Regions from separate parts of the Mus musculus genome. Here region 1 is linked to region 2. The links are chromatin loops, found by intact Hi-C in ENCODE. Cell type or tissue: left cerebral cortex. All regions are shown on one strand. Links, peaks and the distances in the headings refer to the core of each region. The heading gives the core; the rest is flanking DNA.

Evidence for each region. A loop is a pair of places that touch in the nucleus more often than their neighbours do. Peaks named below come from ENCODE experiments on the same cell type or tissue, not always from the same donor. Only the 100,000 strongest peaks of a DNase experiment are listed, where the experiment ranks them.
Region 1: a loop joins it to region 2, with 2.9 times the contacts of the local background. A loop is called at or near these places in 2 of 42 quality-filtered maps.

What each region holds. Positions count from the first base shown.
Region 1 is chr19:3,945,536-3,948,035 of GRCm38, reverse strand. It overlaps Unc93b1 (unc-93 homolog B1, TLR signaling regulator), which reads right to left. Exons shown (of 11, transcript NM_019449.2): 10 at 911-1,029. Among named protein-coding and RNA genes, the nearest start is that of Unc93b1, 12 kb to the right of the region's middle. In left cerebral cortex, for the core only: a CTCF peak has its summit at 1,144; a DNase peak (open chromatin) is centred at 1,137.
Region 2 is chr19:4,225,995-4,235,314 of GRCm38, reverse strand. Pold4 (polymerase (DNA-directed), delta 4) reads right to left here and starts at 3,422. Exons shown (of 4, transcript NM_027196.4): 1 at 3,127-3,422; 2 at 2,763-2,852; 3 at 2,456-2,567; 4 at 1,681-2,101. The coding sequence starts at 3,223. The coding sequence ends at 2,077. Gm45928 (predicted gene, 45928) reads right to left here. Exons shown (of 4, transcript NR_132309.2): 2 at 2,763-2,852; 3 at 2,456-2,567; 4 at 1,683-2,101. All of the region lies in intron 2 of LOC102631992 (a long non-coding RNA gene), which reads left to right. In left cerebral cortex, for the core only: no CTCF peak of the experiment used is centred there; DNase peaks (open chromatin) are centred at 3,471, 4,176 and 4,647; H3K4me3 peaks cover 732 bases; H3K27ac peaks cover 1,616 bases.

The DNA of each region.
Region 1 (2,500 bases), core at 1-2,500, 280 kb after region 2:
TCTCTTCAGACAGTTTGACTGTAACCCACAGCCCAGAAAGAAACACACAAATAGTTTTGTATTTGTACTTTGTACTCTGATTCCTTGCTTTTTCGATTCATTTTGCTTTCTTAAAAAAAAAAATGCTGCACAAAGCTGGGCCTGTCAGTACAGGCCTGTCAGTCATCTCAGCCCATAGAAGGCTGAGGTCAGTCTGGGCTACCTTGAGATCCTGGCCCAATGATACAGAAAAATGGAACAAAAACATGTGAGAAGGACCTGCTAAAATGACAGGCTTGGGTTAGGAACAGGCTAGGAACCTCAGGTACACTGATAGGTAGCAAGAAAGACCCTGGCTCCCACCTCCAGCACAGTCAGTAACAAACCAAAATCACCTTTAATCCCAGCACTCAGGAGGCAGAGGCAGGGGAATCTGTGAGTTCCAAGCCTGCTAGGTCTATACAGGGAGTTCCAGGCCAGCCAGGGATACCATTTTGTTTAAAAACAAAACAAGCCCAGTATAATGGTGCATGCCTTTAATCCCAGCACTTGGGAGGCAGAGGCAAGTGGATCTCTGTGAGTTTGAGGCCAACCTGGTCTACAGAGTTCCAGGACAGCCAGAGCTATATCGTCAAAACAATGTAAAAGCATAGAAGAGCTCATTCCTATAGGAGCTGAAATGGGAGGCCCTGGGTGTCCAGAAGTCCAGAAGCTAGTGAGCAGGTGATCCAACCACCCACAGCTCAGCCGAGTGTGCCCACAGGACCGAGGCTAGCAGGTAAAACAGTCACTGGGGTACTGGGTTTACCCCATGGACTAAGGGGTCCTTGGCTCAGTGCTTGGCCTTTAGAAAGTACTGCATTTAGGAGGCTATGAAATCCAAGTCTGTTTCCCAGTGAGGCATGGATACCCAAACTCCACCCATCCTCACCTTCATGGGCAAGCTGGAGCCCAGGTACACAACAAAGATGGCCACGGCCTGCCACCAGTGATAGATGGTGAAGATGAAGTCCTGCCTCTCTTTGTCTTCATATAGGATGCCCAGGAGTGCTGCAGGTAAAGGCACAAAGCAGGTAAGGAACCCTGTACCAGTTCCATCTCAGTTCCTGAGACTGAGCTAGGAAGACCAGCAAGAGCTGTGCACCAATCCTCGCCTGGCCCCTACTGGAGACTTCTGTTACTACACTGTCAAGATGAGCCCAGAGGTGCAAGGACCCTCCACTGAATCCTGTCTGCTTTTGACCCATCACCCAGTGTGCCAAGCACTCAGCTGCTGTTTCTCTACCTTGCCAGGGGCTCAGAAAATAGAAGGAATAGGCAGGAAATAGAAGGTGGGATATCTGAGAGGCAGAAAGAATTCTGGGATAGAGCCACTCTCAGGAGATCAGCTTGGGAAGATGTGAGCAACAGGACACATAGCACCTGAGCACAGGCCAGCCCCATGGCAGAATGCAGGTTATAATAAATGGGATATTTTACTTATGATCTAAAATATATAGATATTTTAGTTATGATCAGAGTAGAGCCTAGCTATATGGCCAAGGTATTTGTAAATATATTTTGAGTCTGAGTCTTATTTCTGAGAGCATGGGGCTGGGAGGCAGAACCAGAGCCTAACTCCTATACATTTCAGCAACTAACTTTTCACAAGCCAAGCCTGGGGGCGGGGGCTGGTTTCCTGGGGGCGGAGCCGGCGGGGGAGGAGCTGGTTTCCTGAGGGTTCACCTCAAGGTGGTAGAGAAACAGCAACTGGAGCTGAGACTCTGGAGCTCAGGACTGGAAAAAGTAAAGGTTCAAAGGTCACATTAAGGGCGATTTCAGGAAAACGACTGAAATCTCCAAAGCTGGCCCAACTTTGAAAAGAGTTTATATGGGTTGTCTGATGGATTAAAAGCTCTCAAGTATGAAGATTGCACAGCCCTGGCTGACCTTGCTAAGCTTGGTCCAGCTCAGAGCATGAACACGTCCATCATGTGACTTGGGGAGGTGGGGACACTTGAAACTGTCAACAGCATTAGACCATGAGGATCAGTGCCAGTAAGGACAACCTACACGGCTGCACTCACGTGTGCCAGCTGTCTGTCACCAACACAAACCCATCTCACACATACCCAGGGAGCCCCCACGCAGCTGAAGCCTGGCCTACCATAGCTTCTTTTCTCAGGCTCTCACTCCAGCTGCCCAGGTTTGAGCATGGATTCTGAGGTTGGGCAAGCTGGGTTTGGACTGTACCTTGATCCTCGTTACAAACAAAAATCCATCCAGGTATGAAAGCACACCTTAGTTCCAGAATGGGGGAGACTCAAGCAGACTGATCTCTGTGAGTTTGGGGCCAGCCTAGTCTACATAACAATTTCTAGGCCAAACAAGGATATATACAAAGGCCATGTCAAAACACAACAAAACAAAACAAAAAAACCAAAAAACAAAAAAAGGGAAAAGAAAGAAAGAAAGAAAAAGAGAGAAAAAGAAGAGCAAATGAGATGGCTTAGTGGGTAAAAGGCACCTGACACCAAGCCTA
Region 2 (9,320 bases), core at 3,287-5,786:
CCGGTTCCAGAGTGTTGGGATTACAGGAGATCAAGCACCCATGTGCCAGCTCATTCTTGCTGACCTTAAATGCCATTTGAAATTTCCCCAAAGTTATATCTCAAATCTAGACCTCTCCGGAATTCCAGATTTACTGTATCTTCTGCCTACATCCCATCTTTACTGGGATACATTGCAAGCACTTCAAATGTAACATATTGACTGGGGGTGTAGCTCAGTAATGGAGCACTTGCCTGTTATAGGCAAGACCTCAGGTTCCACCCACAGCCCCTCCCCAAAAGCCAAAACATCCAAAGCTCTTTGTTCCCTTCCTACTTTCCTCTTCCCACTCCTCCTCCTCCTCCCTCCTCCTTCCTCTTCCTCCTCCTCCCTCCTCCTTTTTCTACTACTATGGGATATCTGATCTTCCGGTCACTCAAGCCCAAATCTTTGGAGTTATCCTTGGCTCCTACCTCTTAAATCCCAGTCAGTTGTCTCCTCAAAATAAAATCTGGCTACTTCTCAGCAGCTCCATTTCCCCTCCCTGCTTCGAACCACATCCCTGTCACCTGTTCTCCGACAGGTTTTGTTAGCCTTGCTGAGCAGAGCCGTTTCACCACCTGTCTGCTTTCCCAACTCCATAGACTTTCCACCCACAGCTGCACTTGTATTTTCAAAACATAAGTTCAATGTTGTCATTCCTTAAAGCCATCCATATCTCTTTTCACTCACTGTAAAATCCAGATTTCTTATCATGGTCTACAATGCCCAATGGGACTGGCCTGCTGCCTGTTTGGCCTCATTCCCTTCTGTCTTCTTGTCTCCTTGTCTCCTGAGTTCCGACCTTCACATGCTTGTGTGAACAGTCTGAAAATGTTCCTGCCATTGAGCCTTTCTTGTCATTCTTTCTGTCTGTAACACTTACTCAGGTGTGAGCCCTCTCTGCCTTCCTTCTTTGTGTCTCTCTTTTCAAAGGCTTTTAAAACGATGGAGCCTTTCCTATCCTACTCTACAAAATATCTTGTTGACATTTTCTAACCCCCTAAAAGCCTCTCACCCTAATTTTACTTAATGCTGACCACCACATGACATAACTAGTTTCCATGATTGTTTTGCCTATATTTTCAGTGATATTGACACCCCATGGGATCTATAGTAGCAGGAACTTAGTAGCTGTTCATAAGTTGGGCATATTAGGCAGATTTTCTGCTGGCTGGTCAGGGAAGGAAACTTAGAGTGAGTTTCTACCAGGGAATACCAGAGGCCACTCAGCTTTTGAAAAGACTGCCTTAGAAAAATAGATATGGAAGCCTTGTGGTATAGAAACACAAGCCTTTAACCCCAGCACTTGGGAGACAGAGGCAAGTAGATTTCTGTGAGTTAGAAGCCAGCCTGGTCTATATAATGAGTTCTAGGACAAACAGAACTACATAGTGAAACCTTTTCCCCATTAATTAATTAGTTAATTAATTAATCACTTTACATCCCAGTCACAGCACTGTCCCCCGCCCCATATTGGGACCCTTTAATCTCAGCATTCAGGAAGCAGAGGCAGGCAAATTTCTGAGTTTGTAGCCAGCCTAAGTAAAGAAAAAAAAAAAAAAAAAAAAAAAAAAAAAGCCTGTAGCTGGCTCTCCAGCCCACTTACAGTTTGGGAACTGCCGGCTAGATTAGAGCATATTAAGAGATGTAAGGTCAGAATCTCAGGCTTAATGTACTTTATTGTAAGCATTAGTGAGCTCCTTGATCCAATAACTCACTCATCTGTGCCCTCAGCTAGATGCCCAAGGTGGGCCCTTTAGGTTATCTGCCGACATCTGGTTTATGCCAGCCTGTGCTGGATTTGCCACACCGTAGGTCAGGGGTGTGGCGGGTGGGCATCTGGTGGTCATGATTAGGGCGTGGAGGTGCTCAGCTTCACAGGTCCCAGGAGCTTCAGCAGCCTGCTGTTTAGATGGAGAAGAAGCTGAACCAGGAAGACCTCCACAGTCAGCCTGCTGTTTCTCCAAGGTTGGAATGAGCAGAGCAGGCCATGATGTCTGTCCTGAAGTTCTTGGTGGCTAGGAGGTGCCCAGAGAAGGACAACGTGGGGGTACCTCAGAGTGGGTAGAGATGCCACAGGCTGTGGAAGACAGGGTGGGAGAAGGAAGTCATAGCCACATCAGTTCTGTTCCTTGATGGACTGTCTCTAGTTCTTACTTACTTACTGCCTACAATCCTGTGGCTCTGGTGAACACCTCAGGACTCATGGATAGCTCCATGGGCCCTAGATATACCCGTCCCCCACCATCAGCTCATAGAGGTAAGGATCATTATCGAGATCTATCTCGAGCCAGACTCTTCTTGCTTGACAGGAAGGACCGTCTAAGTCTGTTCCCACTTCTCCAAGTCAAGGTAGCCCCTACGTAGACCAAGAGGGTGGCAGCTCCTGGAGAAGTCCCTGGTTCCCCTGAAAGCTGTCCCAGCCTATCCTGACCTGCATTGGAAGTGAGGGTCTTCAGGGTGTGCCTTCAACACTTGGTACACCTCTAGGGGGGGCTTCAAGCCCATCTGCTCTGCCCGACTCCAGCGCTGCAGCCTTGTGATACCTGCCATCAGGAAAAGAAGACAGGATAGGCAGGAGAATCCAGGATAGTGGACATGGACGGCAGTTTCTTGAGCCTCCATAGTCAGTTTCAGGAGACAGTGTCCAAGAGCTAGGCAGGATTACTTTTGAGACACATTGATAACAGAACTGATTCAGAGATGTGCCTGATGGGAGGGACTGGAAATGGGGTGCTCACCTGTACAAGGCCCATACTGCCAGGCCAGGTCAAACTGCCTCAGCAGCTCCAGCTCTGTTTCCTCCTGGCTGAGGGACTGGGTGTCTTCCCCTGCAATAACATGTGGTGGCTCCTCAGGCACATCCAGGCCTTTGCCCTACCCTGGACTTAGAGCTGTGACTCTATATCCTGGCAATCTCCCCACCCATTTGCCTTTGCCATCCAGCAGACAGACAGCTCATCGGAAGTGCGAGACATGCTAGCTTCCCTTTTTAGCCAACACACACACACACACACACACACACACACACACACACACACACACACAGAGTCCTTTCTGGTCACTTCATGTCCACTCTTCCTGCCACCCCCACATTTTAGAGACCTAGCTCGGGTGCCAGCTCTCCCTTGCTGTGCCCAGGGGGCCCCTCCCTCTTCTTCACAACAGGATAGGAGTCAGTGATGAACCGCTTCCGACCCATGGCGGCCACCCAGGCAGGCGGAGCAGGAGGCAAAGAAAAGGCAGGGCAGCGGGCCTGTGAGAGACAGCTGCTGAGAGTGAGAGAGGGGGCCAGAGAGAGATGGGCCAGCAATGGACAGACAAGTTGACCCAGACAAGCAGAGAGAGGAAGTCCCTAGGTTCCAGGGAATGACGCCTGTCTTCCGCCCCCACAAGCACGCAAACATCAGAGACCTAAGCAAATGGCAAACGGCCTTTGCGGGGCGGGACCTTAATTCTAGCCAATGGCAATCGGCAGAAGACGGGGGGCGGGGTAGCTGCTGCTGCGTTTCGAGTGAGGAGGGGTTAGGCGGAACCAAGAACCTGTCAAGATGCCCCAGACTTCACCACCTCCTCGGGTTTCTCATTGGTCCACTTGGGTCCCTTGGGACATATAGAGAGTTATCCTCGGCCTCTCACTTCCCGTTTTTCCTTCCTAGGCAAATGTTCTTTTCAGCCTCACTAATCCCCATGGCCAGTTTTTAAGTCCCCTGAGAACCTTTTTCTCCTGCCGGTTGGCCCTAGAGCGCTGTGGGATCAGATCTGTAGGTCCAAAGAGAGTTTGGACTAGTCCAGGTCCTTCCCTGCTGCTCTTACTGGCCCCAGGAGACCTTGCTGGAGAAACTCATGAGCTCAGAAGGCTCCTTTCTCACAGTCTGCTGGCAGAGCCACTGTCCACCCAGCCCAGGCATGCGGTTGCTGTGGCCGCTGTCAAGTCCCACAGCCTGCCTCTGTCCACTTTGCTAGTCAGGAAGATTCCATTCCAAGCAGGACGCCAGAAGTATAGTCTCCATTCTCCATGGGTTCATATCCCCAGTTCTTAACTGACAGATCTGCTCTGTTTTTTTGTTTTTGTTTTTTTCTGAATGTGTATCATGAGCAGAAAATAATTTCAATAAACCCAACCCTCATATTGGACTTTCCATGTGCCGAGTTCTAAGCATCTCCCACATGCTAACTCAAAATAGATATCAAAAGAGTTTTTTTGCAAGTGGGAAGTGTAGGCAAATTGTGATCAGTGCTCTTAGTAACAGCTACTGTGTAACTAACTAGCTTCCCGTGTGCTGCAGAAGTGCTCTTAGTAACAGCTACTGTGTAACTAACTAGCTTCCCGTGTGCTGCAGAAGTGCTCTTAGTAACAGCTACTGTGTAACTAACTAGCTTCCCGTGTGCTGCAGAAGTGCTCTTAGTAACAGCTACTGTGTAACTAACTAGCTTCCCGTGTGCGGCAGAAGCTCCCAGGCTTGCGCGGTAGAGAGAGGGACATACACAGTCGTTAGTCCTGGACAGGAGAGCAGGAGCACGAATGCCTTAGAGCTGGAGGAGAATGGTAGGCATTGGGAGAAGACCTCAGGAGGTAATTGCTGTAAACAGCGTCTCTCAATTCTCTACCCATGACCTTTGTTTTGGGGCTCCTGTCATCACTGACTCACCCCTACTACCACCTCCCCCTCACCAACTTCCTGGCAGCGGGTGAAAATGCTGGCCCGTGGGAGTCTGGGAACCAGCACTTGGACTGACCCAGCACTAATCACCCTCTGGAGAGCCCATCCGGTTCTTCCTTCCAGGGGTGCAAGGATGGCTGGTTGGAGGCCTTTGCCCTCCTTTTTGGAAGCTCTGTGATCTGGCTTAGGAAGCACTCGGCTGGCCTCCCGTGTGTGTGGAGGCAGAGAAGAGGACCCCTCCAAAGAGAAACCCACCAGTGGTGGGCAGAAGGTTGTGTCTCCAGGGACCTCCTCTTGCTAGCCTTCCCCCATTAGCTTCTTGAAGAAGAAGGAGCTGCAGGCACACTGCAAAGACCTGGAAGGCCTTTCTGGGACCCATTGTTTGGGGTGGCTCAGGTCTGATCCCTCCATCTGTCTCCTGGACATCTGGGAGAAGAGACCCTACAGAGTTGGGAAGGGGGACAGGGAGAATTCTCTACTAGGCAGGGAAAGGCACAGGCATTAGGTCTAGTGAGGCTCTATAGTGGGTAGCTCCTAGGCTCCGTGGGACTGACCACCACTCCTCCCTAAGAAGGCCTCAGATATTCTGGGGCTGTTCCCAAAGGTATGTGGCACCCACTTCCTGAGTCCACAAAGCCCTGAGGGAGCAGGGAAGCCTGGGTGGGGCAGACCCCTCCTCATTCCTGGTCCCTCCCACCCCTGAAAGCTGATAGCCGTGGGGCCTGCCACCGCCCAGGGAGCGTGAAATGGGGTGTGCCGCTGGGCGGCCACAGCAGCTCCCTCCACTGCCTGCGCCTAGTCGCTTGTCTCCTTTGGCAGCTCCTGACACCCTGACCTGCTCTGTGGATCTTGGCTGAGCCATCCCTACCTGCCCTCCCTTCAGCCCCCACCCCAGATCTGCCTGGCTCAGGTCCAGGTAGCTTCTCCAACACTGACTGGAAAGATACCTCCCAGGGGCTTTAGGTTCCCTCAGCCCCTAAGGGATCTGGAGTGCTCTGCTTCAGTGCAGGGACCCTAGCACTAGCCTTCTGGTGGGGGAGGTGTGTGGGGGTGGAGCTCTCCCTAGGAAGCATGCTGTCCTCTCCAGGTGAGCAATAAGATGGATCATCCTGGCTGCTCAGTATCCGACGTGTCTCTAAGGTGGTTAGGGCACTGACTTGGTCTCCTATCTTTGGGTGTTTTCCTACTTTCTTCTCTAACCTCATCATTTTCCTTCCTGCCTAGAACACTTTGCTTGATGCAGAGTTCTCAGAGTGGAGACCAAACTGGTGGTCTAAGTTAGTGGCTCAATTCTGTCTTGTATACGAAGTGTCTTTGGTCAGCACTGATTCCAGAAGCTGGTGATAGAAGTGGATGGAGTTAACTTATACTTTGCAAATACCCTAAGCCTTATTAGGTTCAAGGTCAAAGTCCTGTGAAGACCAGGAGAACAAACAACCTGAACAGAAACCTAGACCTGGGACTCCCTGGGGCTGAGACTCACTGCGCGCGGCTCCTGTGGGAGCAGGTTCATCTTAGCTTTACTCAGTGTGACAGTTCTGGGTGGGGTCAGCACTCTTCACAAATATACATCCTGAAAGTCCCTCGCCTTCAGTTTGAGATGGGTCATATGGACAGAGCCAGTTAGAGCTGAAAAGATGGGGCAGGTAAAAGTGAGGGAGGGCAGCAGCTGCATGAGTTCAATGGGATGTGAGGTCTCTCCCATTTCTTTCTCTCTCCTTAGCAACTCCCCCACTCAGGCCCTGCTACTCATTCTGAGCTGAAATTCAGTCCAGTTTAGGGGATTTTGTGCACCCAGGTGGACACCCCAAAACATCTTGCCCATCCAGCCTTCATCTTTTCCCCAGCCTTCATTTTTGCCATATTCCTTCAGGGTCTCCTCCTAGCCCCTCTCTTCCCTCTCAGACCCAGCACCTTAGCCTAGTAGGTTCTGAGTTTCCTGGATTTAAAGGGTGAAAAAATAGGAAGGTTTCTCTGGGTCCCTAGTGTCTATTCTGCCTTGCCTAGGAACTTTCCCCACCAGCTCCGCTAGTCAGCTCCCCTTTCACTGGGACCAACAGTTCAGAAGTTCTGGAGATTTGCAAAGTGCCCTGCTGGTCATTCCTCACTCTGGCCACCAGGTGTCAGACTTTATCCAGCAGGAAAGAGGTCCTAGTTAGTCCATAGAGCCATATCCTGGAGGCAAGTTGGGGAGGTACCTCCAAGTTCTCTCTGAACTGGCCAGGCTAGGGACCCTGAAGGGTCAGATCCACAGCTCTGTCACAGTCACCTCCTCTGTGTCATTGGTACTAGTCTGCTGGCAAGTGTTTTTCCCTCTAGGAAATTTGGGTACCAGCCTGAGTCAGGGAGCTCAGGAATGGAGAGGACAAAGGCAGGGACAATTAAGGCTCCCTAGAAGGGAGGACTCAGAGGGACTGCCATCAGACTGTGCCGTCTCCCCTGAATCGCTAGCCTGTGTGCTCTAGGCTAAGGGAAGCAAAGACCCGCCCTGTGCCTCCCCATTTTGCCGGCTGTGGCCGTGGTGACTGGTGAATGTGCTTGTGTAAGATGAGTGTTTGAGTGAGTTCCCTTGCTGCTGAGAGGGTCCCTGAGTCCCCGCTGCTTCCTCATTCTCTGGTGAGGTATGGTGATTTGCCTCGATTTAGAGCCTCCTCAGAACTGGATCTCACCTCCAGGGAGCTGCCTTCTCTCCTAGGTGCAGGTTTCTAATACACTGAGCTCTCTGGGGAGGACAAGGGGGAAGTCAGCCCCTCTCATCTCTATTCTCTCTCCTTTCTCCCTAAGGACACAGGACTTCTGGAGACCTAGGCAAGTGGCTGAGGCTGAGTGACGAGAGGGCATTCTCCAATACTGAGGATCAGCAAGACAAGCAAAGTCAAGAGGTGGGGGACCCTAGGTCATAGAAAGCGATTGTTGAGCAGTTGGGAGCCATTGTGCCACACACTACAAGCAGAGTAGACACTAGGAGGAACAATGGCAGGAAATGGATTGAAGAGCTGCTTCATGTGTGGAGCACCGAATTCACAGAAAGTGAGGGCGGGGCCTTACAGGGCAGCCACAGGTGAGAACGGGCTCAGAGAGCACTTCAGGGCTCTAGCCTTTTTCTTTTTCATTTCTGATTTGTGTTTTTGAGACAGTCTCTTGACTATCTCAAGACTTAGAACTTACTATGTAAACCAAGGCTGGCCTTGAACTCCTGATCTTCTTGCCTTCATCTCCCAAGTATTGGGCTTACAGAAGTGCAGCACCGCTTGGGTTTTTGACATACCCACTAGTTATTCCCCACCACGGTGACTGGAGTGTCAGCACTTTGTCCTACAGCGCATCTGGTGGGAATGTCTGTGTGTCCTACAGAGCATCTGGTGGGAATGTCTGTCCTGGGTTGCTAAGAAATGCCACCAATGGGATCCATACGGAAGATGTGTCAGCAACCACCTGGCCTTCCCTGTGTCTGCCCAGCCAGCTTTTGGATTCTCTCTTTATCTCTTCAGTACCCCAAACCCTCCACTCTTCGGCTTCCACCTCCACACTTGGCAATAACACGCTTAGATCCCTTCTGTTTAAAACAGACAAATGCTAAGCCTCCCTTGACCCCGCCTTTGCCACAGCACACAGGACACATCTTCACTTCTCGCCTCACACCGTGTCTTTCTTGGACTCACCATGTGGTGTCTGCCTCTCACCTGCTATGTCACAGGCTCCTGTGGGGTGTGCATGGTGACGTACACATAATACCGGCACATAGGACACTGAAGCAGGAGGATCACTGTGGGTTTTAAGTGAGCCTGGTCTACATAGCTCCCTATACCCAAACACAAAGCAGTTGCCTGTGGTTCCTAACTGCCCAAGCTTGTGTGTTTCCTGTTTTCTCCTCTCAGTTCTCCAGAGCTTGAGATTCCGGGTCAGCTGCTCTCAGCTTCTAAACCTCTCAAAACTCTCCTTTTGGACAGTCTTTTTTTTTAATATTTATTTCTTTATTATATGTAAGTACACTGTAGCTGTCTTCAGACACTCCAGAAGACGGCATCAGATTTCGTTACGGATGGTTGTGAGCCACCATGTGGTTGCTGGGATTTGAACTCAGAACCTTTGGAAGAGCAGTTGACGCTCTTAACCGCTGAGTCATCTCACCAGCCCCCTTGGACAGTCTTTGCATCACTTTAAATCAAACTACCAAGGATTTCACTGTGTCAGGCATTATGCTAAAACATTATCTGGATGTGTGGCTGAGCAATCCTGGAGCCTGCCCCCCAAATACCGTCTGACTGAAAAGGAGATTCACCTGTGCCCTGACCCATCTCTGCCTATCTAAAACCTTCCTGTCCTCTGAGAACAGTACTGAATCTCACCCTGTGCCTTTATGCAAAAGATGTGCTGAGCACTTGCCATGAGCAGATACTCACACACATCAATAGGGAGACACACTGCTTCCTCCCTACTGCCTTCTGTCTTACACTTTCATTTGATGGGTCTGCCTGCTTGACTCCCTACCTTTCCTAATATTTATTGGTTCTCTCCTCCTACCATGTAAGTAACTCATATTTGGTTTGGCAGCAACCACCTGTACCCACTGAGCCATCTCACTGGCCCATTGCCTAGGTCTTTGTACATTTAAGTAAGTCTGCCGCATCATAT